Regions from separate parts of the Homo sapiens genome. Here region 2 is linked to region 1. A link is an interaction called in ENCODE POLR2A ChIA-PET data of the cell type or tissue named here. Cell type or tissue: Caco-2. All regions are shown on one strand. Links, peaks and the distances in the headings refer to the core of each region. The heading gives the core; the rest is flanking DNA. Region 1 overlaps PKD2 (polycystin 2, transient receptor potential cation channel). Region 2 has its middle 19 kb from the start of ABCG2.

Region 1 (8,000 bases), core at 1-8,000:
ACCAGCCTGGCATTTGATAGACCTTTCACCTGTCTGGACTATTTTGCTGTATGGTGAACTCTCCAATCCCTCCTCGTCCCTTTAGTGATTGGCATTTATCATCATGGAATGTGTATACAAAAGTCTCTTGTTAGTTTGTACAACTAGCTATGCCTGTAGGGAAGACAGATCTATTTCTCAGTGTGCTATCCTTGTCAGATGATCAACAGAGATAGACTGATTTGCCCTACTCAGATGGTGAAAGATTCATATTATACAAGTGTGGTTTTGGATGCCAGGTACTTTTATATATGAATAGTTTCCTGTGACTCAGTTGTCTCTATCCTTAAAATCAACAGCTCTGACCCCAGGGTGTAGTAAGAATTTTAGAAACTATCTCCCCAAGGAGAAATAATAATTTCCTTTTCAATTTCCCTTCCAATTTTCTTAGATTCCAAGCCCCATATCCCTCAGATCAGTTTAATATTTTTCCTGTGGTATCACTCATTGGTATACTGTTAACTACGTTGGAATTTGTGACAACTTGGGAAGGGGCTGGATTGGGTTGAACTTCACAACAGCAGACCTTTTTTGTTTGTTTTTGGGTTTTTTTTTGGGGGGGATTTTTTTTGAGAAAGGGTCTCACTCTGTTGCCCCAGCTGGAATGCAGTAGCATGGCCATGGCTCACTGCAGCCTTGACCTCAAGCAATCGCTCAAGTGATTCTCCCACCTCAGCCTCCTGAGTAGCTGGGACTGCAGGTGTGTACCACCACACCCTGCTAATTCTTTAACTTTTTTGGAGAGACAAAGTCATACTATGTTGTGCCCAGCTGGTTTCAAAATCCTGGGCTAAAGCAATCCTCCTGCCTTGGCCTCCCAAAGTGCTGGGATTACAGGCGTGAGCCACCAAGCCCCACCAACAGCAGACCTTTGAAAGAATGTGCTTACTTTGAATCAAGCACTGTTCTAAGAGCTGGGGATACATGCCATCATCAACAAAGAGACAAAACACAAAAGGCGAAGCAAGACAGAAGAACCACACTGCCCTTCATTGGCCTTACATTCTAGGAGATTCTCAATAAATATTTATTGAATCTTGACTCATGGAATGAATTACAAACTAGGATGAAGTAGCTGTCAGGCTAGAAAAAAATCAATTTTTCTTGTTCCCTAGCCATGTGACCATACGCATTTAAACATCCTGAATCTCATTTTCCTCATTAACAAACTAGGGCATAGTCTTAGTACTTACCTTATAGAGTTAGACTATAGAAATTAAATAAGGTAAGATATGAAACACTCAGCACAGTGCAAGGCACAGGCAAAGTTCTCAATGTTAGTTTACCCCCTTTGAGAGTAGGAACAGTAACTTCTAACAACTCACCATAACTTACGTCTCACACAGTGTTAAATGCAAAGCAGGTCCTGTCGATACTCATGCATTGAAATGATGAAGCCAAATGAACAATTTTCTGTGATAGAGAGGTACTTTCAAAGTTATTTGCAAATACCTTCCAGAAGTCTTCCATGGAAGACAGAGTTTTAAAGTTAGTTTTCTCCGTTTTGGACACGGGGGTGTCTAGGAAGAGCTGTGACATCATCCGGGTGTAGTAGTACACATTGGAGCTCATCATGCCGTAGGTCACTGGAACACAGAAAGATCCAAATGAACGCCCCAAGGGAACCGGCACACATTCACATACCAGCAGCCTTCACAAAGGGATTGTTCCTGTGGATAAACATTTTGGACAAATTCACACAAGGTCTTCTCTCACCCTTGCCTTCCTTTCCCCTATCATTCTTCTAGGGTATCTCTCTATATCTCTGGCTTATAAAAGAAATACGTAATATTAATATTGGCTTATGGGAAACAAAATTGGCTTACTATTGAGTATCAATGTAAGATCAGGAACGTTTACTTGATATTTAGGACTACCAACATGCCTACTCGATTTCATCTTCCACCACCTCTCGGCTCAGATCCTCCCTGCCAGTGAGGCTGATCTGCACAGGCCCCAACACAGCTATATGCTGGGCTCCCCACCCTCCTGCTGTGCACACCAGCCTACTCTCCCTGCAATAACATGGGCAAGCCATTGTTTGTTTCCTCCAGATCAATTCTCCATTCTTCTCTGCCCTGTTCTGTGCCCTGAGGCTAATCTTTACGAACTGTACCACCTGGAATCCTTTGCCCTTTGGGGATACCGAGGTCAGAGTTTGTTACCCCACCCCTATTCTCCATTCCCTCACCACCTGGATGCAGTTTGGCAGTGGAGACTCTAACCTTGGCCATGGCTGCTGAGGGAATCCCTTTTCTCACAACCACACTGGGTTCACACTGTGCCACTCCCTCCCCCAATCCCCTAAAGCCTGGAGGTAGTAACTTTTTGAGTGCATCACTTCCCCTTGTTGGTTCTCTTAACCCCACCACATCTCTGTAAATAGTCCCTTCATTAAACTTCCCTTAATCACCACTTGAGTTCATCATCTCCTTCTTCCAGGATACTGATTGACACAGACATATCTGCTTCCCACCTACCAATCATATCTTGAATGGAACCCTATAACTCGAACTACATCCTTGCCATGGACATTTACTGATAATATTGAATGGTCTTGGAAGGAGGCGGGAAGATCCTTTGCAAGCTTAGTAGACCAAAGGAGATCAGGGTCTGATTCCTGGCCATGCTCCTTACTTGCTATGTGACCTGTGCAAGTTGCTTAAACTTTCTGAGCTTCAGTTTCCTCTTCAGTAAGATGGGGATAACCAACTATCCCATGGATTTTTTGGTGCCTAAATAAAAATAATAACTAAAATTTATCTAGTACAATGGCTGACACTTAACAAATGTTCAATAATGGTGGCTCTTCCTCCTTAACTGGATTGCTATAATGCATTTATTATAAATTTCAGCACTTTACCAAGTACTGTCTCATTCTGGACTTTAATGATTGCAGGTATAATATAATTCCTATAATTAGCTGATAAAAAGTTTCAAGGGGAAGGAAACATGTTCTATACATTTTTTAAACCACAGTTCTGAATACCCGTGATTAATACTTACCTGAACCTATAATAAATTTCAGGGATCATATTCAAACCTATAGAAATTATTTTGGGATTAAGTACTATTTAGTAAATCTCTCCTTCATGCAGCTCTCTTCCCCACTCTGCCTTTTTTTTTTTTTTTTTTTTGAGACGGAGTTTCACTGTTGTTGCCCAGTCTGGAGTGCAATGGAGTGATCTCGGCTCACTGCAACCTCCCCCTCCCAGGTTCAAGCGATTCTCCCACTTCAGCCTCCCAAGTAGCTGGGATTACAGGCATGTGCTACCATGCCCAGCTGATTTTTTATTTTTAGTAGAGACAGGGTTTCACCATGTTGGTCAGGTTGGTCTTGAACTCCAGACCTCAGGTGATGCTCCCACCTCAGCCTCCCAAAGTGCTGGGATTACAGGTGTGAACCACCACACCTGGCCCCTCTTTCCCTTTCAAGCATCATAGGAAATTAAGATTATTTAAGGAGAAGGGTAGATAATAATGATCCAAACACGAGTGTGTTTGGGGGTTCATCTCAAGCAATCAATTACAGAGTAAATACACATAATACACACAACTTGTATACTGTATCTAGAGATGTATGAATAATTTCCAGGCCCCCTGGTTTGGCTCCCTCACCTGTCATCTTATAACCTAATGTAATTAGGACAAGAACAGTCCTCTTCAGGTGTTATATGACTTACTACCTCTCAGAACTGTCTTGGGGCAGAGTTAAGAGTTTAGAATTCTAATCCATTCATATTTATGGAACAAGGTATTGGGCATGAAGATGAACAAGACGTGATCTCTGCACTCAAGAAGAGGAGTTCATAGTGTCCCCAGGGAGAGTGCTGCCTAGCCAACTCCCACAAAGGATGCAAAGGATGGACATGAGTACACTGTCCTCTGCAAAAGCCGTCTGTAAGTCTATAGCCAATCGAGGACAGAAAGAAACATGACACAAGAGCAAGCAGTGAAGGCTGCTCAGAGCCAACCAAATGATTAAGTTGATTATTTTCAGTTAACTTGGAATTGGAATGTACTTTGCATTGACTGATTAATATAGACTGTTGTGGAGTTTTTAACCTGTGGGTTTACTGTGGTTGTTGCTGTTAAAAAGGAATTTTGATAAATTATTTATATATTTTTATTTACAAATATGGTATAACTATATATAAGTATGTAAATTGAAAATTTATCTCTTTATTTTCCTAGAGCACTCATAATCCAGTATTGATTTTTGCTTTTGAAATTCTCAAGATCTGTATTGGCTTTAATAGCTTCACCAAGGGCAAGCAACAGATTCCCTTGGTTATGTAGCACCATCTGCTGGACAGACAGGTAAATAATGCCTTCCAGCTTTGAAGGGAAGATTATTGTAACTTTTTTTTTTTTTTTTTGAGATAAGGTCTGGCTCTATGGCCAAGGCTGGAGTGCAGTGGCACCATCTCAGCTCACTGCAGCTTCAATCTCATGGGCTCATGTGATCCTCCCACCTCAGCTTCCTGAGTACCTGGGACTACAGGCATGCATCACCATGGCCAGCTAATTTTCAAATTTTTTGTAGAGACGGGGTTTCGCCATGCTGCCCAGGCTGGTCTCAAACTTGTGAGCTCAAGTGATCCTCCCTGCTCGGCCTCCCAAAGTGCTGGGATTACGGTCGTGAGCCACCGCGCCCAGCCTGTAACAGATATTTAATCAGCAAACATTAACTCAGTCCTTCTCCTGTGCCAGGTCCCAGGAAAGTCCATGGCACACCTGAATGACAGCTCTACAAACTCTGGTGGTCAGCTACACCAAGAGCCCATGCAGGTGGCAGCTAAAAGACTCCTGAATTTGGAGTCATAATGATTTGGTTTTGAGTTTCAGCTTGCCTCCATCCTGAACATCTGCCTCTGTTCATGATTGTGGGTCTTGCATCTTGAGATCCTGGACAACTATTTAACTCCTCTAAGCCTGATTTTGGAATCTAGACAATGAGAATAATACTAAGGGCTTTTGTAAAGCTCAAATGGGGAAATATATGTGAAGACATCTGCACACTGTAAAATGCAATGGAAATATAAAACTGTTAACATCACTTCTCCTTTAAGTCCCTGAAAGGAAAACTGGAGAAAGCCCACTTGGAAGGTAGCATTCACTCTCTAAATGAAATGAATTGTGAAGAAAAATTTACTGCATGAAATAGATAACCTTAAATGAGGACCAGAAAGGAGACAAGAGTACTAAAAAACATATAAAGGACACATACATCTGTACATATGTACACATCTTTCTTCTGCTATTTAATCCTTGTCTTAACCACTGAATTCCCATTTTCCATAAAATAAACTAGAACAAAATACAGTAAACCACAGTATCGGCCAAAGTGCTGGGCTCAAACGATCTGCCCACCTCGGCCTCCGAAAGTGCTGAGATTACAGGTGTGAGCCATCGTGCCTGGCCGATACTGGTGCCTTAACAACCACCAACCTGCCTTAAAAACATGGTCTATCATTTCAAAATAGCAACAAATACTATTTTATTCTTAATAATGTTGAAAAATATAGGTTCAAATATTGAAAACAAATAAAGGGTATTGTAGAATAGTATATATTACATAAATTTCAAATCACTAGGATAAAAGAAAGCAAAGAAAAAATTTCCAGTCTAACAAAAGAATAGAAATGGAAAATAACAGGAAAATATAAAAGAGAGGAAAATACTAAATAATAGAAATTTGACAAAAAAGCATGAACTGTGAATGGTTTAGACTCTTACTAAATCACAAAGCTTTAAATCTTGGTTAAAAAATAAAAACGCATCTCTAGAATTGTTATAAGAAAACCACTCAAAGCTAAAATTATCAGGAACAAAATATTTTTTAAAAGGTTTTAAGTGGTATTATAATCCTCTGACAGAGGACATTATAAGGTGAATACTCAGTTTGATAAAAAGGTTATTTTACATTGGTAAATTATACTATACATGATGATTCAACTGTAATGAATTCTTATGTATTGAATAACAGAACATCAAAATATACAGAGCAATACCTGTTAGTAATAAAACAATTACCAAAACTACAATTACAGTTGGAAACTTAAAACCCTGTATCTTTCAATCTTTGACAGAGAAAGTAGACAAAAATTACCTAGGAATATTAAGGGTTTGAATTAAATATATGACTTGACATAGATATATATATCTGTTAAGAAATTAAATTTTTTCCCTCTCTTAATAACCCTTGGGCCAAAGAAGAAATCAGAGCTGCCATAAAAATATAACTGTACTAGATATATAAAGACAGTAGAACTAAGATGCCTTGGCCACAGTATTCCAGGTAATCTGCCACAAGATGAAGCCATCACTTTGCACAGGAAAACTAACTGTTTTGTTAGCTGTATAACTTATGGTATCCTCACAGGGATGCAGTGGAAATAAAATACAAACAAACATTTGAAGGGACTCTATAAATTAAAAGTGCTATACAAGATGATCCTTGACTTATAGTAGAGTTACATCCTGATAAACTCATTGTAAATTGAAAATATCATAAGTTGAAAATGCATTTAATATACCTAACCTACTGAATGAGCAACACAGCTTAGCCTGGCCTACCTTAAACATGTTTAGAATACTTACATTAGGCTAGTTGGGCAAAACCATCTGGCAATACAATACACTGTAGAGTATTGGTCGCTTACCCTCATAATCACATGGCTGACTGGGATCTGTGGCTCTATCTTTAGAGTATGGTAGCCTGGAAAAAGACCAAAATTCAAAATTGAAAGTGTGGTTTCTATAGAATGTGTATCACTTTCACATCACCATGAAGTTGAAAAATCATAAATCGAACCATCGTAAGTTGGGGACCATCAGTATATAAATGCAAAGCACTATACCCAAATCAAGGAATTATTAGGCTTGAACTGATTAAGTGGACATACTACAGGAAATTCTGTGTGTTAGTAAATGAGAAGTCCTAGTGAACAAGAAATGGAAACAGGCCATGTTGTCAACATTTCGTGAGACTCTCCAGGTGTCGGCACTGAGAGGTGCACAGCTGCATCCCATCCCTGCAAGGGCGGTGAACGCATGAGCTGGTCTGGTCTGACAACCCTGTGTGAAGAGGTGGGCCCGAATGGCAGCACAACTCGAAGGAGGGGGCCGGTTCGGGTGGGCACCACTAAGCTTCTCCCTGGATCTGGTCCTTGAGTTGATTTTGAAGGATGAGGAGGAATTAGAATGACAGAAAGGACAGTGTACGCTGAGGCTTTTTGAGATCACAAGTGGTTTGATGTGGTTGAAGAACCAGATATTTATAGGGAATGGCAGTTCTGAAGAAGTAAAGATCGTTTAAGTAAAATGCCAGCCTATTATCTAAAGATTTTAAAGTTTATCTTGACGTTGAGATAGCATGTTAAATGGAAGAGTGATCCCAGCACTTTGGGAAGATGTTGCAGGAGGATCGCTTGAGCCCAAGAGTTCAAGAACAGCCTGGGCAGCAAAATGAGACCTCATTTCTACAACAAATAAAATTAGCTGGGTGGTAGGTGCCTGTGGTCCCAACTACATGGGAGGCTGAGGCAGGAGGATCTCTTGAGCCCCCAAGCTGCAGTGAGCTGTGTTCATGCCACTGCACCCCAGCCTGGGTGACAGAGTGAGACCCTGTCTCAAATAAATACATAAATAAATAAATGGAAGACTGACTTGTATTAATCTGGTTCCAGAAACAGCAGCTCTTGGAAATTCTAAAAAGTCCAGACACAGGGAGAGTAGCTTCCATCTAATCTGTGGTTCATATTTCGAGGCCTCTTAAAACTTAAAGGAATCTTGTCACTTTCATACTTAAACCATGGGGTGTCCTACTGTAAATCCCTCACCAAGGCCCACCAAAACTACAGGTCTGGCCCCTGGTCACCTTTCCATCTTCATTTGATGATCTGCTCTCCAGGAACTGGCTTCACTTGGCTTCTAAGTGATTCTGGAATGATCTGAGT
Region 2 (17,525 bases), core at 4,312-12,311, 140 kb before region 1:
TGATTTTTTAGCTCATGCAAACAAGTGAGAACATGAGAAGTTTGTCTTTCTGTGCCTGGCTTATTTCACTTGACATAATGACCTTCAATTCCATTTATATTGTTGCAGATGCCAGGATCTAATTTTTTTGTGGCTGAATAGTATTCTGTTGTGTATAAGTAGCATATTTTCTTTATCCATTCATCTGCTGATGGACACTTAGGCTGTTTCTAAATCTTGGTTATTCTGAATAGTGCTGTAATATAAACATAGGAGTGCAGATATCTCTGTGTCATACTGATTTCCTTTTTTGGGGGTATATACCAAGCAGTGGGATTCCTGGTACTTACATATGTAAGTTCTATTTTTAGTTTTTTGAGAAACCTCCAAACTATTCTCCATAGTGGTTGGACTAATATGTATTCCTGCCAACAGTGCACAGGGGTTCCCTTTTCTCCCTCCACATTCTTGACAGCATTTGTTATTACCTGTCTTTTGCATAAAAACTGTTTTAACTGGGATGAGATGATATCTCATGATAGTTTTGATTTGCATTTCTCTGATTAATGATAATGAGTACCTTTTCATTTACTTGTTTGCCATTCGTGCGTCTTCTTTTGAGAAATGTCTGTTCAGATATTTTGGCCATTTTTAAATTGGATTATTAGTTTTTTATAGAGTTTTTTTCAGTTCCTTATACATTCTGGTTATTAATCCCTTGTCAGATGGGTAGTTTACAAATATTTTCTCCCATTAATATGGTTCTGTGGTTTGTCCCCTCACTTTGTTGATTATTTTCTTAGCTGTGCAGAAGTTTTTAACTTGATGTGATCCCATTTATCCATTTTTGCTTTAGTTGCCTGTGCTCATGGGGTATTACTCAAAAAAACTGTTGTCCAGTTCCATATCCTGGAGATCTTCCTCAATGTGTTCTTTTAGTAGATTCATAGTTTGAGTTTTGTTTTGTTTTGACAGAGTTTCACTCTTGTTGTCCAGGCTGGAGTGCAGTGGCACAATATCAGCTCACTGCAACCTCTGCCTCCTGAGTTCAAGCAATTCTCCTCCCTCAGCCTCACGAGTAGCTGGGATTACAGGTGCCCACAACCACGCCCAGCTAATGTTTTGTATTTTTAGCAGAGATAGGGTTTCATCATGTTGGCCAGGCTGGTATCAAATTCCCGACCTCAGGTGATCCACCTGCCTTGACCTCCCAAAGTGTAGGGATTACAGGTGTGAGCCACCTCGCCCATCCATGAGGTCTTATATTTAAGTTTTTAATCCATTTTGATTTGATATTTGTATATGGTAAGAGATAGGGGTCTAGATTCATTCTTCTGAATATGGATACCCAGTTTTCCCAGCATCATTTATTGAAGAGATATTCTTTTCCCACTGTATGTTCTTGAGACCTTTGTCAAAAATGAATTCACTGTAGATGTATGGAATTGTTTCTGGTTTCTCTATTCTGTTCCATTGGTCTATGTGTTTTTATGTCAGTACCTTGCCATTTTGGTTATTATAGCTCTGTACTATAATTTGATGTCAGGTAATGTGTTTTTTCTAGTTTTGTTCTTTTTGTTCAGGATGGCTTTGCCTATTGTGGGTCTTTTGAGGTTCCATATAAAGTTTAGAATTTGTTTTTCTATTCTTATGATGAATGCCATTGGTATTTTGATGGGGATTGCATTGAATCTGTAGATTTCTTTGGGTAATGTGACATTTTAACAACAATGATTCTTCCTATCTATGAACATGGAATATCTTTCCATTTTTGGTGTCCTCTTCAATTTCTTTCATTGCTATTTTATCACTTTCATTGTAAAGATATTTTACTCCTTTGATTAAGTTAATTCCTAGGTATTTTATTTTATTTGTAGCTATTGTAAATGGGATTACTTTCTTGATTTTTTAGATTGTTTGCTACTGACATATAGAAATGCTACTGATTTTTTGTATGTTGATTTTGTATCCTGCAACTTTACTGAATTTGTCAGTTCTAGTAGGTTTTTGCTGGAGTCTTTAGTTTTTCCAAATATGGGATCATATCATCTGCCAACAAAGATAATTTGACTTCCTTCTTTTCAGTTTGGATGCCCTTTATTTTTTTCTCTTATCTGATTGCTCTAAATAGGACTTCCAGTACTATGTTGAATAACAGTGGTGAAAGTGGGCATCCTTGTTTTGTTCCAGATCTTAGAGAAAAGGCTTCCAATTTCTCCCCATTCAGTATGATACTAGCTGTGGGTCTGTTGTATATGGCTTTTATTATGTTGAGGAATATTCTTTCTATACCCAGTTTTTTGGAGGTTTTTATCATGAAGGGATGTTGAATGTTAGCAAATGCTTTTTCAGCATCTGTTTTAATAATCATGTCTTTGTCCTTCATTCTATTGATATGACGTATGACATTGATGGATTTGTATATGTTGAACCATCTTTGCATCACTGGGATAAACCCTATTTGGTCATGATAAATGATGTTTTCAATGTATTGTTGAATTTGATTTGCTAGTATTTTGTTAAGGATTTTTTCATCAATATTCATCAAGGATATTGGCTTGTAGTTTTTTTTTTTTGATGTGTCTTTGTCTGGTTTTGGCATCAAGGTAACACTGGCCTCATAGGATGAGTTTGGAATTATTCCCTCTTCCTCTATTTTTTGGAATAGTTTTGGTAGAATTGGCATTTTTCCTTAAATGTTTGCTAGAATTCAGCAGTGAAGTCATTGGGTTCTGAGCTTTTCTTTGCTAGGAGACTTTTTATTATGGCTTCAATCTTGTTACTTGTTATTAGTCTGTTCACATTTTGGATTTCATTATGGTTCATTCTTAGTTGGTTGTGTGTATTCAAGAATTTATTTCTTCTAGGTTTTCCAATTTATTATCCTATGGTTGCTTATAGTGACTCTAACGATCCTTTGAATTTCTGCAGTATCAGTTGTTGTGTCTCCTTTCTCATCTCTGATTTTATTTATTTGTTTCTTTTCTCTTTTTTTCTTCATTAGTCTGGCTAAAGGTTTGTCAATTTTGTTTAACTTTTCAAAAAACCAACTTTCAGTTTCATTGATTTTGTCTATTGTTTTCTTTGTTTCAGTTTCATTTATTTTGCTCTGATCTTCATAATTTCTCTTCTTCTACCAGTTTTGGGTTTGGCTTGCCCTTCCTCTCCTAGTTCTTTAAGATGCATAGTTTGGTTGTTTATTTGAAGTTTTTCCACTTTTTTTTTTTTTTTTTTTTTTTTTTTTTTATGAGACGGAGTCTCACTCTGTCGCCCAGGCTGGAGTGCAGTGGTGCGATCTCGGCTCACTGCAACCTCCACCTCCTGGGTTCAAGTGATTCTCCTACCTCAGCCTCTTGAGTAGCTGGGACTACAGGTGCCCGCCGCCATGCCCAGCTAATTTTTTGTATTTTTAGTAGAGACGGGGTTTCACTGTGTTAGCCAGGATGATCTCAATCTCCTGACCTCGTGATCTGCCTGCTTTGGCCTCCCAAAGTGCTAGGATTACAGGCGTGAGCCACCACGCCTGGCTGTTTTTCTACCTTTTTATGTAGGTGCATATATAAACTTCCCTGTTAGTACTCCTTTTGCTGTATCCCATAGGTTTTGCTATGTTGTATTTCCATTATCATTTGTTTCAAGAAAATTTTTAATTTTCTTACTAGTTTCTTCATTGACCCACTAGTCATTCAGGAGCATGTTGTTTAATTTCCATGTGTTTGTATAGTTTCCAAAATTCCTCTTGTTGTTGATTTCTAGTTTTATTCCATTGTGGTCAGAGAAGATACTTGAGGTAATTGTGATTTTTTTTTGAATTTTTAAAGACTTGCTTTGTGGCCTAACATATGGTCTATCCTTGAGAAAGATCCATGGCTGAGGAGAAGAATGTGTATTCTGTAGCTGTTGGATAAATGTTCTGTAAATATCTATTAGTTTCATTTGGTGTATTGTGCAGATTAAGTTCAATTTTTCTTTGTTGATTTTCTGTCTGGAAGATCTGTCCAATGCTGAGAGTGGGGTGTTGAAGTCTCCAGCTGTTATCATATTGGAGTGTATTTCTCTCTTTAGCTCTAATAATATTTGCTTTATATATTTGGGTGCTGCAGTGTTGGGTACATACATGTTTACAATTGTTATATTTTCTTGCTGAATTGACCCCTTTATCATTATATAATGGTCTTTTCAAATTTTTTGTCTTACATATATATAGCTACATCTTCTCTTTTTAGGTTTCTATTGGTATGGAGTGTCTTTTTCCATTTCTTTATTTTCAGTTTATGTGTGTCTTTATAGGTGAAGTGTTTCTTGCAGTCAATAGATCATTGAGTTTTGTTTTTTTAATCCATTTGACGACTCTATATCTTTTTATTGGAGAATTTGGTCCATTTACATTCAATGTTATTATTGATACGTAAGGACTTAGTCCTGCCATTTTGTTATTTGTTTTATGGTGGTGGTTGTTTTTTTTCTTATCTTCCTTCCTTTCTTTTAGTGAAAGTGATTTTCTCTGGCAGTATGTTTTAATTTCTTTTTAGTTTTTGTGTATCTGTTTTATCTTTTTTGATCTGAGGTTACTATGAGGCTTGCAAATAATATATACATTTTGACACAGGGTCTCACTCTGTCATCCAGGCTGTAGTGTAGTGGTGTAATCACAGCTACCTGCAACCCCAACCTCCTGGGCTGAAGTGACCTTCTTACCTCAGCCTTCTGATTAGCTGGGAGCACAGATGTGCACCACCACGCCAGGCTATTTCTTTTATTTTTTGTAGGTGTGGGGTCTCCCTCTGTTGCCTAGGCTGATCTTGAACTCTTGGGCTCAAGCAATCCTTCTGCCTCAGCCTCCCAAAGTGCTGGAATTACATACATGAGTCACCATGCCTGGCTTCAAATAATATCTTACAGCCCATTCTTTTTTTTTTTTTTTTTTTTTTTTTGAGATGGAGTCTTGCTCTGTCACCAGGCTGGAGTGCAGTGGCACGGTCTTGGCTCACTGCAACCTCTGCCTCCTGGGTTCAAGCAATTCTCCTGCCTCAGCCTCCCAAGTAGCTAGGATTACAGGCACGCACCACCATGCTCGTCTAGTTTTTGTATTTTTAGTAGAGATGGGGTTTCACCATGTTGGCCAGGCTGGTCTTGAACTCCTGACTTCATGATCCGTCCACCTCAGCCTCCCAAAGTGCTGGGATTACAGGCGTGAGCCACCGCACCGGCTAGCCCATTCTTTTAAACTGATGACAACCTAACACTGATTGCATAAACAAACTAACAAGCAAAGAGAAAACTAATAAAAATGCTACACTTAACTTTATCCCCTCACTTTTTAGCTTTTTGTTTTTTTCTATTTATATCTTATTGCACTTTTTATGTCTTGAAAAGTTGTTGTAGTTATTTTCATTGGTTTATCTTTTAGTCATTCTACTCAAAATATGAGTAGTTTACACTTTGGAATTACGGTGTTATAATATTCCGTGGTTTTCTGTGTACTTATTATTACCAGTAAGTTTTGTACCTTCAGGTGATTCCTTATTGCTCATTAACATTCTTTTCTTCTTTTTCCTTATTTATTATACCTTTTATTTTGAGACAGGGTCTCACTCTGTTAGCTAGGTTAGGGTGCAGTGGCATGATCTCAGCTCACTGCAACCTATACTTTCTGGGCTAAAGTGAGCCCCCCCACCTCAGCCTCCTGAGTAGCTAGCTGCTACTACAGGTGCACACCACCATTTCCATAAAAAAATTTAAAAATTTAAAATTTTTTTTTGTAGAGGCAAGGTCTCATTATATTTTCCAGGCTGGTCTTGAACTCCTGGGCTCACACAATTCTCCTGCCTTGGCCTCCCATGTGCTGGGATTATAGGCATGAGCCACTGTACCTGGCCAACGTTTTTTTCTTTCAGATTGCAGTACTCCCTTTATCATTTCTTGTAAGATAGGCCTGGTGTTGATAAAATTCCTCAGTTTTTGTTTATCTGGGGAAGTCTTTATTTTTCCATATTTGAAGGGTATTTTCTCCAGACATACCATCCTAGGATCCAAGTTTTTTTCCTTTAGCACTTTAAATATGTCATGTCACTCTCTCCTGGCCTGTAGATTTCCACTGAAAAGTCTGCTGCCAGGAATATTAGAGCTCCATTATATGTTACTTATTTCCTTTCTCTTGCTGCTTTTAGGATCCTTTATCTTTGGAAGTTTGATTATTAAATATCTTGAGGTAATCTTATTTGGGTTAAATCTGCTTGGTGTTCTGTAACCCCCTTTTACTTGAATATTGATATTTTTCTCTAGTTTTGGAAAGTTCTTTGTTATTGTCCTTTGAATAAATTTCTACCCCCCTCTCTCTACCTCCTCTTTAAGGCCAATAACTCTTAGCTTTGTCCCTTTCAGGCTATGTTCTAGATTTTGTTGGCATGCTTCATTCTTTTTTTATTCTTGATGTGTGCATGTGTTCTCTGCCTGTGTATTTTCAAATAGCCTGTCTTCAAGCTCACTCGTTATTTCCCTGCTTGATCAATTCTGCTATTAAAATCCTCTGATGCATTATTCAGTATGTCAATTGCATTTTTCAACTCTATAATTTCTGTTTGATTCCTTTTAGTTATTTCAATTGTTTTGTTACATTTTTAGGACTCTGATTCCCATAAATAGGATTGTAAATTCCTTCTTTGTGTTATCTTGAATTTCATTGAATTTCCTGAAAACAGCTATTTTGAATTTTCTGTTTGAAAGAAAGGTCATATCTCTCTGTCTCTCCATGATTTGTCCTTGGTGACTTATTTAGTTCATTTAGTGAGGTCATGTTTTCCTGGATGGTTTTGATGCTTGAGGATGTTCATCAGCATCTGAGCATTGAAGATAAGTATTTATTGTAGTCTGGGCCTGTTTGTACCTGTCCTTCTTGGGAAGGCTTTCCAGGTGTACGGTGGGAGTTGGGTGTTGTAATCTAAGTTTTTTGTCACTGTAGTCACATCTTCATTAGGAGGCACCCCAAGCCCTGTCGCGCTGTGGCTCTTGCAGACTCACAGAGGTAAAATCTGGTGGTCTTGGATAAGATGCGGAAGAATTCTCTGAATTACCAGGCAGAGACTCTTGTTCTCTTCCTTTACTTTCTCCCAAACAAATGGAGTCTCTCCCTCTCTCTGTGCTCAGCCGCCTGGAGCTAGGAGAGGGGTAACACAAGCACCCCTGTGGCCACCAACACAGGGACTGCACTAGGTCAGACCTAAAGCCAGCATAGCACTGGGTGTTGCCTAAGGCCCATGGTAACCACTGCCTGTCTACCACCTATGTTGACTCAAGGTGTTAGGGTTCAACAATCAGCAGGTGGTGAAGTCAGCCAGGTTGTGTCCTTCCCTTCAGGGCAGCAAGTTCTCCCTGTCCTGGGCAGGTCCACAGATGTCATCTGGGAGCCAGGGACTGCAGTTGGAAACCTCAGGAATCTACCAGGTTCTGTATTCCACTGAGGCTGTGCTGGAGCCCAAGCAATAAGACAAAGTCCTTTGCACTTCCCTCTCATTTCCACAAGCAGAGGAGTCTCTCCCTACTGCCCAGTACTGTCTCAGGCCTGTGGCAAGTACTGCCTGCCCCAGGGTTCTTCAGTCAGCTTGTATTGAATGCTGCTAGGTTTGGGACTCTCCCTTCAGGCAGTGGGCTCCCCTCTGGCTTAGGGCAGGTCCCGAAATATTGTTTAAGAACCAAGGCCTGGAATCAGGGACCCCAAGAGCCCATTTGGTGCTCTACCTCACTGTGCTGAGCTGGTACCTACGCTGCAAGACAAAGTCTTCATTACACTTGAGAGTACTCCTTTTCTTAAGCAGAAGTAGCCCCTCCCCATAGCCACCACAGCTAGGAATGTGCTGAGTCACAGCTTAAGCCAGCAAGTCTCTGAGTCTCACCCCGTGCCTACAACAAGTACTGCCTGGGTACCGCTACTGATTGTTGAGGGCCCAAGGGCTCTTTGGTCAGCAGGTGATAAATCCTGCCAGGACTGTGTTTTTCCCTTCAAGGCAGCAATTTCCCTTCTGGCTCAGGGTGTTTCTAGAAATGCTATCCAAGAGCTAGGGCCTCACAACTCTGACTGGTTCCCTATTCTACTGTGGTTGAGCTGGTATTGAAGTTGCAAGACAAAGTCATCTTTACTCTTCCCTTGCCCCTGCTCAAGTGGAAGGGAGGAGTTTCTCCCAGAGCTGTGAGCTGCACTGCCTGAGCTTGGGTAAGGGTTGGTGCAAGCACTCCCTTAGCTGCCCCAGCTGGTGTCTCACTAGGTCATGTTGCCCTTCAAGTCCACTGGTTTTGAGCCCAGCATAGCACCAAAACTTTTCCAGGAATTGCTGTTTTCGTGGCCTATTCTGCCTTTCCAGTTTATTTAGAACCCCAGAGCACTTTAGTTCACGGTGATAAGGCTTGCTGGAACTCTGGTCCTGACCACTGGGATAGGCAAATTCCCTCTGGTTACCTCTGGTCTAAATGCTGTCTTCATCAGCATTGATTCTGCCCTGTGTTCTTTCCACTGAGACAGGGCAGCACTGAGTTCCAATGCGAAGTCCCATAATCGCTGTGCTCTCCCTCCCCCAACACACAGATTTCTCTCTCCATGGTATGTGGCCACTGCCGAGAGAGATTGGGGAGGGGTGGTGTCCGCAATTCAAGACTGTCTTTCCTACCTTCTTCAGTGTTGCTTTCAATGATATGAAGTTAAAACCCATACTATGATCGTTCATCTGATTTTTGGTGCTTGTGAAGGTGCTTTTTGGGGTAGATAGTGGTTCAATTTGGTGTTCCCGTGGGGAGGACAATTGATGGAGGCTCCAATTCAGTGATCTTGTTCCACCTCCTGTCTCTCCCGCTTAGTTTTTATTACATAAAAATATTTATGTTTATAATATTTCAATTATGTTCTACAATATAATCATAATTTCCACAAGGGTAATATTCTTCTTTTTTTTTTAATTTTTTTTTATTTTGAGACGGAGTCTCGCTCTGTCGCCCAGGCTGGAGTGCCGTGGCCAATCTCGGCTCACTGTAAGCTCCGCCTCCTGGGTTCCCGCCATTCTCCTGCCTCACCCTCCCGAGTAGCTGGGACCACAGGCGCCTGCCACCATGCTGGCTAATTTTTTTTTGTATTTTTAGTAGAGACAGGGTTTCACCGTATTAGCCAGAATGGTCTCGATCTCCTGACCTTGCGATCCGCCCACCTCGGCCTCCCAAAGTGCTGGGATTACAGGCGTGAGCCACTGCGCCCGGCCATTCATTTTTATATAAATGTATTTAATGTGTTACCAGTCTTTTTGCTTCTCTTTTCCATAGCTCTTTTTATCTCTTTTGATTAGCTGGGTTTTGATGTTAAGTAGTATTTTTCAACTAATGTTCGTGGACATTATCTAACCTGACTTCTTTAATGGTGGAGAATACTTGCTATAACTTGACACCATATATGGCTCATAGAGAAATACTATCACTTCAGGAAATTAAGTATAGAATAAGCATATTTCATTATTAGGGAAGATGTGACATTTAAAATTAGATTTACTTTAAAATTTGTAGAGGGTGGGTACAGTGGCTTATACCTATAATCCCAGAAGTAGGAGGCCAAGGCGAGAGGACTGCTTGAGTCCAGGAGCTCAAGACCAGTCTGGGGAACATATTGAGACCCTGTATTTACAAAAAAAAAAAAAAAAAAAAAAAAAAATTAGCCAGGTGTGCTGGCATGTGCCTATGGTCCCAGCTATGTGAGAGGCTGAGGTGAGAGGATCACCTGAGTCCAGGAGGTTGGGGCTGTAGTGTGCTGTAACTGGGCCATCACACTCCAACCTGAGTGAAACAGTGAGACCCTGTCACAAAAAAAAAAAAAAAAAAAAAGCATTCTCTTTGGTTTCATTACTGTATTTATTATCTGCCTATTGAAAGTTAGTTAATAGCTTTCATTAAAGGAGTTGATAAAAGATGACATGAGATAAATAAAAAGATTAATTATAAAGAGAACAGGAGAGGAGGAAATGATATCAGTAAATGCAGGGTTAAGAATAATCAATAATCATATCAGGCTGGGTACAGTGGCTCACACCTGTAATCCCAGCATTTTGTGAGGCCAAGGCAGGTAGATTGCTTGATTCCAGGAGTTCAAGACAAGCCTGGGCAACATGGCAAGACCCTGTCTCCACAAAAAAAGAAAAAAAAAACAAGAATAATCATAATAATTAAACACAAAAATTAGATCTGTAGACAGAGCATTTACAGACTAATTTTCTAATCATTACTATCAATACATCAGGAGAAACAACATTTTTCTGTAGAGAACTCTGTGAGGAATTTTTCACAAGGGTTGTTATATATGGAGGATTGGAAACATGGCATACACAAAGGATGAATAACATAGCAAATGTCTGTAGTATCCCCACAACCATTATCCATTCATAACCTAATGCCGTGCTTGCTTCAGATATTTTTGTTTCAGAAATAAAATAGAAGAATACAAATTATGCTTCCTAAATGCTATTTCTCACTCAAAGGCATCAGAGCTTCTTAGATAAATGGTTGGTTTCAGATCTGAGGCAGGAAATGAAAAATGAGCCTGGAACATGTTGTTATGCTAGAAAGCAAGAATGCACGCGGAGACTACTAACTTGAAGGCAATTTGAAGGGCCTTTCACTGGCCAAGATATTTTGGGAATCAATAAGAGTAACTGCAATGTAGTAAATACATTATGTGTTTAAATCCATGAGTCTATGAAGATTAACAATTCATTGGCCAGTCACCTTTGGATTGTGATATAGAATCACACTTGTTATTTTGAAAACAAAGGAAAAGAATCTAGCAGTTACTCTGCCTGTTTTGAACATACTGGACCTTGAGGTGAACAAATTCTTAATGAAGTGTTCTCTTTAAATAAAATTTCCAGCTAATAAATTAAGAAGGAATTATAAATTTAGCCTACTACACATTTGTAACCCCTAATGAAATACTTAATGGGTCTAGTAATAATCATCAAAAGAAGAGAGAAAATCAGGTATTTGGAGCTTCCTAACGGAAGTATACAACACCTAGGATGTACTCTTGTCAAATGATTGGACTTGAATCTACTCAAGTTTTTAGATTTATAATTTTGCATTAAACAATGGAAGGCAAAAGGATGTGGTTAACGAAACTATTAAGACGCAATCATGTAGAACATAACAATCTGTTTCTTAAGTAAATCAATTGTGTAGTAGTTTGCTGGGCTGCCATAATAAAGTATAATACTTGATTTAAACAACAGAAATTTATTTTCTCACTGTGTCTCTTTGTGTTTCCGAATTTCCTCTTCATATAAGAACACCACAAACCTGACAAAAACAAGCAATGGGGAGGGATTCCCTATTTAATAAATGGTGCTGGGAAAACTGGCTAGCCATATGCAGAAAACTGAAACTGGACTCCTTCCTTACACCTTATACAAAAATTAACTCAAGATAGATTAAAGACTTAAATGTAAAACCCAAAACCATAAAAACCCTAGGAGAAAACCTAGGCAATACCATTCAGGACACAGGCATGAGCAAAGACTTCATGACAAAAACACCAAAAGCAATTGCAACAAAAGCCAAAATTGACAAATGGGATCTAAGTAAACTAAAGAGCTTCTGCACAGCAAAAGAAACTATCATCAGCTGGGCATGGTGGCTCACGCCTGTAATCCCAGCACTTTGGGAGGCTGAGGCGGGTGGATCACCTGAGGTCAGGAGTTCCAGACCAGCCTGACCAACATGGAGAAACCCTGTCTGTCTCTACTAAAATTACAAAATTACCTGGGCGTGGTGGCGCATGTCTGTAATACTATGTGGCCATAAAAAAGAATGAGTTCATGTCCTTTGGAGGGACATGGATGAAGCTGGAAGCCGTCATTCTCAGCAAAGTAACACAGGAACAGAAAACCAAACACTGCATGTTTTCACTCATAGGTGAGAGTTGAACAGTGAGAACACATGGACACAGGGAGGGAACATCACACACCAGGGCCTGTTGGGGAGTAGGGAGCAAGGAGAGGGAAAGCATTAGGACAAATACCTAATGCATGCGGGGCTTAAAACCTAGATGACAGGTTGATAGGAACCGCAAACCACCATGGCATGTGTATACCTATGTAACAAACCTGCACATTCTGCACAGATACCCCAGAACTTAAAGTAAAATAAAAAGAAAAAAAAAAAACACCAGTCAGGTTGGATTAAGGCCCACCCTAAAGACCTCATTTAATGTAATCACTTCTTCAAAAACCCTGTCTACAAATACAGTCACATTCTGAGGTATTGAAGATAGCACTTCAACATGAATTTCTCAAGGACACACTGCTGTCCATAACAAACTGTAAGGGGGAAATAAGAGAGTGTGAGTGGGATCCTTTAACTAAACAAGTCTGAGACACATCGGCCAAAAGTAATACGGACATTATTTGGATTTTGATTTGAAAATTTAAACATTAAAAATTATGAGACAATCAGTGATATTTGTTTTCTTTTTTCTTGTAGCGACAGGGTCTCGCTACATTTCCCGGGCTGTTCTCAAACTCCTGGGCTCAAGTGATCTTCCCATCTCAGCCTCCCAAAGTGTTGGGATTACAGGTATGAGCCACCATGCCTGGCCAAAAATTAGAGATATTTGAACAATGACTGGATATTTCATGCTATTGAGAAAATTTCAATCCCTGGCACTTCCACTAAAATAAAATAAATGTAAAAATAAATTGTCCATTGTTTAGATGTGATAATAGTGTTGGGGTTTGCTTGAAAAATAGAATCCATATCTTTTATAGAGATCTGAAAATAGTTACGAATAAAATTAGGCATTCGGAGCTTCCTAATGGAAGTATACAACACCTAGAATGCATTATTGTCAAGTGATTGGACCTGAATCTACTCAAGTTTTTAGATTCATAATTTTACAGTAAACAATGGAAGGCAAAAGGATGTGGTTAATGAAGCTATTTAGATGCAATCACACAGAACATAATTCCATTTCCTAAGTAAATCAATTGTGTAGTAGTTTGCTTTCTGAAATTTGTTTCAAAATAATCTGTGGGAAAGAGGGAAAAAAGGCAGGTATCAATGAAACAAAGATTGGCCACTAGTTGAAGATTGATACATAGGGGTTTGTCATACTATGCTTTCTACTTTGGAGATGTTTCAAAATTTCCATAATAACAAGAAAAAGTGAATATGATGACCAATACAATTGAGGACTTCCATTTTTAGCAATATTGCAGTGTTAGAAATTCTGAAACCACTTGACCTACATAATAATGAAAAATACTTAATGTGTTAAAAACTGCTTTTCAATGTTTAGATGAGTCCACTAAGATCACTAATGGAACAGGAGCAGAGACCAGGCAATTAAGCTACCCTTCAAAGTCCCTGTGTGCCTTGAGCCCTACAATGCTATTTATGACCTAAAAAGTTCACTACACAGAGAAGACAGGGAACAAAGCCCTGAATCCACACAGAATGGAAGCTTATCTTCATGCATACTGTCTGGAGCTCAGAATGGGCAAGCCAGAAAAAAACCCCTCCTGCAAAATAGAGAATACATTTCCATCTTGGGCTGGGCTATGAATGGAAGTTTAAAAAAAGAAGAAATAAAGCCTCCTCTAAGAATTTGTAGCCACTGACCAGATCTTAAGTGGTTTGGGATCTGAATCTACATTCTTTGTATGATTGAAAAACCACAAGTCTATACTTTATTTACTTATTAATTTAATTAATTAATTAATTTTTTTTTTTTTCCCTGAGACAGAGTCTTGCTCTGTCTCCCAGGCTGGAGTGCAGTGGCGTGACTCGGCTCACTGCAACCTCTGCCTCCTTGGTTCAAGTGATTCTCCTTCTTCAGCCTCCTGAGTAAGCTGGGATTACAGGCGGGTGCCACTGTGCCTGGTTCATTTTTGTATTTTTAGTAGAGACGGGGTTTCACCAGGTTGGCCAGGCTGGTCTCAGGTGATCCGCCCAGCTCCGCCTCCCAAAGTGCTGGGATTATAGGCATGAGCCACTAGGCCCAGCAATTTTTTTTTTTTTTGTGACGGAGCTTTGCTCTTGTTGCCCAGGCTGGAGTGCAGTGGTGTGATCTTGGCTCACTGCAACCTCTGCTTCCCAGGTTCAAGGATTCTCCTGCCTCAGCCTCCCGAGTAGCTGGGATTACAGGCACCTGCCACCATGCCCAGCTCATTTTTGTATTTTTAGTAGACACGGAGTTTCACCATGTTGGCCAGGCTGGTCTCGAACTCCTGACCTCAGGTGATCCATGTGCCTTGGCCTCCCAAGTGCTGGGATTACAGGCATGAGCCAACGCACCCAGCCTTATTTATTTTATTTTAGAGATGGGGTCTTGCCATGTTGCCCAGGCTGGAGTGCAGAATCCACTTGCAGGCACAATCATAGCACACTGTGGCCTGGAACTCCTTTGGCCTCAAGTGATCCTCCTGCTTCGACCTTCTGAGTAGCTGGGATTACAGGCACATGCCATCATGCTGGGCCCCACAGGTCTGTAATTCAAAGGCTGTCAGGATGGGTAATATTCCCAGGTGTCTTAAAGCAAACACAAACTTTCCCAGATAAATGTATCCTCCTCAATCCTCAAAGAATTCCTACAGAGAGGCAGCCAACAAAAAATTCATAATAATAAAAAAAGAGATCAAGCAAGCCATAGATAATACAACCAGAAACACAAAGACTTTGGATATTATAATTATCAGAATTAAAGTAAATAACTCTGCTTGAAATGTTTTAAAATGTGAAGATGGCATTGAAAACATGAGGAAGAACAGGAGACAATCAAATAATTAGCCAATTTGAAAAAGAACGAATCAGACCTTGAAGTCATCTCTAGCTTCTTTGTCTTTCACCTTCAGTGTTCTCAGTCACCAGCTTCTGTAAATTCTTCATTTACAATGTTTCTTTGATGCCTCTTTTCTCAGTTTAAGTCATCTCTTTAGTTCAATCATTTTTTTTTTAAATTTCCAGACTGATCTCTGCCTTCCCACATCCCCCCATCCATTCTATACATGAACAGAATAACCTTTCTTTTTTTTTTTTTTTTAACTTTTACTTTAGGTTCAGGGGTATATGTGAAGGTTTGTTGTATAGGTAAACTCGTGTCATGAGGGTTTGTTGTGCAGGTGATTTCATCAACCAGGTATTAAGCCCAGTACCCAAGTTATTTTTTCTGCATCTCTCCCTCCTCTCAACCTCCACCCTCAAGTAGACCCGTGTCTGTTGTTTCCTTCTTTGTGTTCATGAGTTCTCATCCTTTAGCTCCCATTTATAAGTGAGAACATGTGATATTTGGTTTTCTGTTCCTGCGTTAGTTTACTAAGGATAATAGTCTCCGGCTCCATCCGTGTTCCTGTAAGACATGATCTCATTCCTTTTTATGGCTGCATAGTACTTCATGGTGTATATGTCTTACACCCTCATGGTATATACATATATACCAGTGCATTTTCTTTATCCCATCTGCTAATTATGGGCATTTAGGTTGATAAGATTAACCTTTCTAAAACGTTAGGTTTATAACTGAAAGAGGAGCCGGTCGCTCGCTGCCTGTGGAATGAAGACAAAATAACAAGAGTGAGGTATGATAAAGAGTGAATTTTATTATCCATTGACAGCAAGGAGGAAAGTGGTCAGAATACTTTACAAAAATTTCCACTTTCCAATTTCTGGAGAGAGGGCAGGGGTTTCAGAAGAGGGGCTTTGAATGCCGGAGAGGCAAGGGGGCTAGTAGGTGCCAGGTGGCGTGGGCTTGCCCTAGTAGCTTATCTTGAATTATTGTTCCATCTGGTGAAGGGGCCAGCACCTTCGTGGGCTCATCCAAGTTACAAATCAATCCCAGTCAGTCTTGCAGTCAATATCTATCTGGGAGTGAACCCTGGCCTAGAAGTCATCTCCGGCTGGGAAGAGAATCCCAGAAGTGCCTGTTTTTGTGTCAGGATTAGGCCCCTGAAGCTTCTAAAGAAATATATGACCAGATAAGTGAGTATGATGTGAGCTTAACAAGCATCCAGGTAAATAAATGTGCATAAGGCATGAGAGCATAAGGTGGGAAAGGGAAGGGAATAGAGTGTTAAAACACATTCAAAGGCATATTTCAAGACAACAGAAAACACATCTGTGGTTTGTCTCAAAGCTGTGTCTTGAGACTGGCAAGAAAGGAGGAAAGAAAAAAAGGTTTAAAAATGCAGCTTTTTTTTTTTTTTTTTTTGAGACGGAGTCTCACTCTGCTACTCAGGCTGGAGTGCAGTGGCACAATCTCGGCTCACCGCAACCTCCGCCTCCCGGGTTCAAGCAATTCTTCTGCCTCAGCCTCCCGAGTAGCTGGGACTACAGGCGCATGCCACCATGCCTGGCTAATTTTTGTATTTTTAGTAGAGACGGGGTTTCACCATGTTGGCCAGGCTGGTCTCGAACTCCTGACCTCAGGTGATCCACCCACCTCGGCCTCTCAAAGTGCTGGGAATACAGGTGTGAGCCACTGTGCCTGGACCTGTGTCTTGTTTCTCTTCTTTAGTGCCAAACATGGGACCTAATGTAAGGGAGCCCTCAAAAAAACATTGCTTAATGAGGGGTTAGATGACATCTGCTTGAGGAAGAAACGGAATCATCGTTTACTTACTTTCTTCTACAATATTGATCTTCTTGCTATTTTTCTGGTTTGTTTGTGCCGTTTGGAGCATAATCAAAGGGAGAAAATAGTTTCACATTTTGGGCCTCCATTTAGCCATACTTGTGGATGATGGGTTTAACTGACCATTAGAACTCTTTTCTAATCTAACACTTTAGGGTGTATTGCCAAACTGGAAAGGACCCAAAGGCCCATCAAAAGTAGATAAATAAATTACACTGTACTCATAAAGTGGAATCCTCATAAAGATAAGAATGAATAAGCCTTTATGACCTGCAAAATATATGAATTTCATGCCGATAATATTCAACAAAAGAAGACAGTCTCAAAATGGTAACTACTTGCTTGGTTGGGCATGATGGCTCATGCCTGTAATGCCAGCACTTTGGGAGGCTGAGACGGGTGGATCATGAGGTCAGGAGTTCCAGACCAGCCTGGCCAACATGGTGAAACCCCATCTCTACTAAAAATACAAAAATTAGCCGGGCATGGTGGTGCATGCCTGTAATCTCAGCTACTCAGGAGGCTGAGGCAGGAGAATTGCTTGAACCCAGGAGGCCATGGCTGCAGTAACCTGAGACTGTGCCACTGCACTCTAGTCTGCGTGACAGAGTGAGACCTTGTCTCAAAAAAAAAAAAAAAAAGATAACTACTTCATTTATATACAGTTTTAAACAGACACAACTAATATATAATGATAGAAGTCAGAATGGATGGGATGACCTTTGGGAGTGATGACCTTTAATGGTAATAGATGTTACCTTTGGAAGGGATGGAGCTTGAGGGAGGCTTCTGTGGCATTGCTAATACAATTTTTTTTTTTTTAATCTGAGTGACAGGTATACAGGTGTGTTCACTTTGTAAATATATATCAAGCTGTCCACTTAGATTTCCTGTACTTTTT

What was found. Peaks named below come from ENCODE experiments on the same cell type or tissue, not always from the same donor. Only the 100,000 strongest peaks of a DNase experiment are listed, where the experiment ranks them.
Region 2: POLR2A ChIA-PET joins it to region 1 with 14 read pairs; 4 of 35 experiments call an interaction of 5 or more read pairs at or near these places.

Annotation. Positions count from the first base shown.
Region 1 is chr4:88,029,845-88,037,844 of GRCh38, reverse strand. PKD2 (polycystin 2, transient receptor potential cation channel) reads right to left here. Exons shown (of 15, transcript NM_000297.4): 3 at 1,492-1,625. Among named protein-coding and RNA genes, the nearest start is that of PKD2, 26 kb to the right of the region's middle. RefSeq lists a silencer at 4,234-4,528. In Caco-2, for the core only: a CTCF peak has its summit at 4,351 (motif pointing left); a DNase peak (open chromatin) is centred at 4,364.
Region 2 is chr4:88,168,787-88,186,311 of GRCh38, reverse strand. It overlaps a transcript of ABCG2 not described here. Among named protein-coding and RNA genes, the nearest start is that of ABCG2, 19 kb to the right of the region's middle. RefSeq lists enhancers at 7,904-7,993, 8,004-8,063, 7,494-8,180, 8,868-9,555. In Caco-2, for the core only: no CTCF peak of the experiment used is centred there; a DNase peak (open chromatin) is centred at 7,841.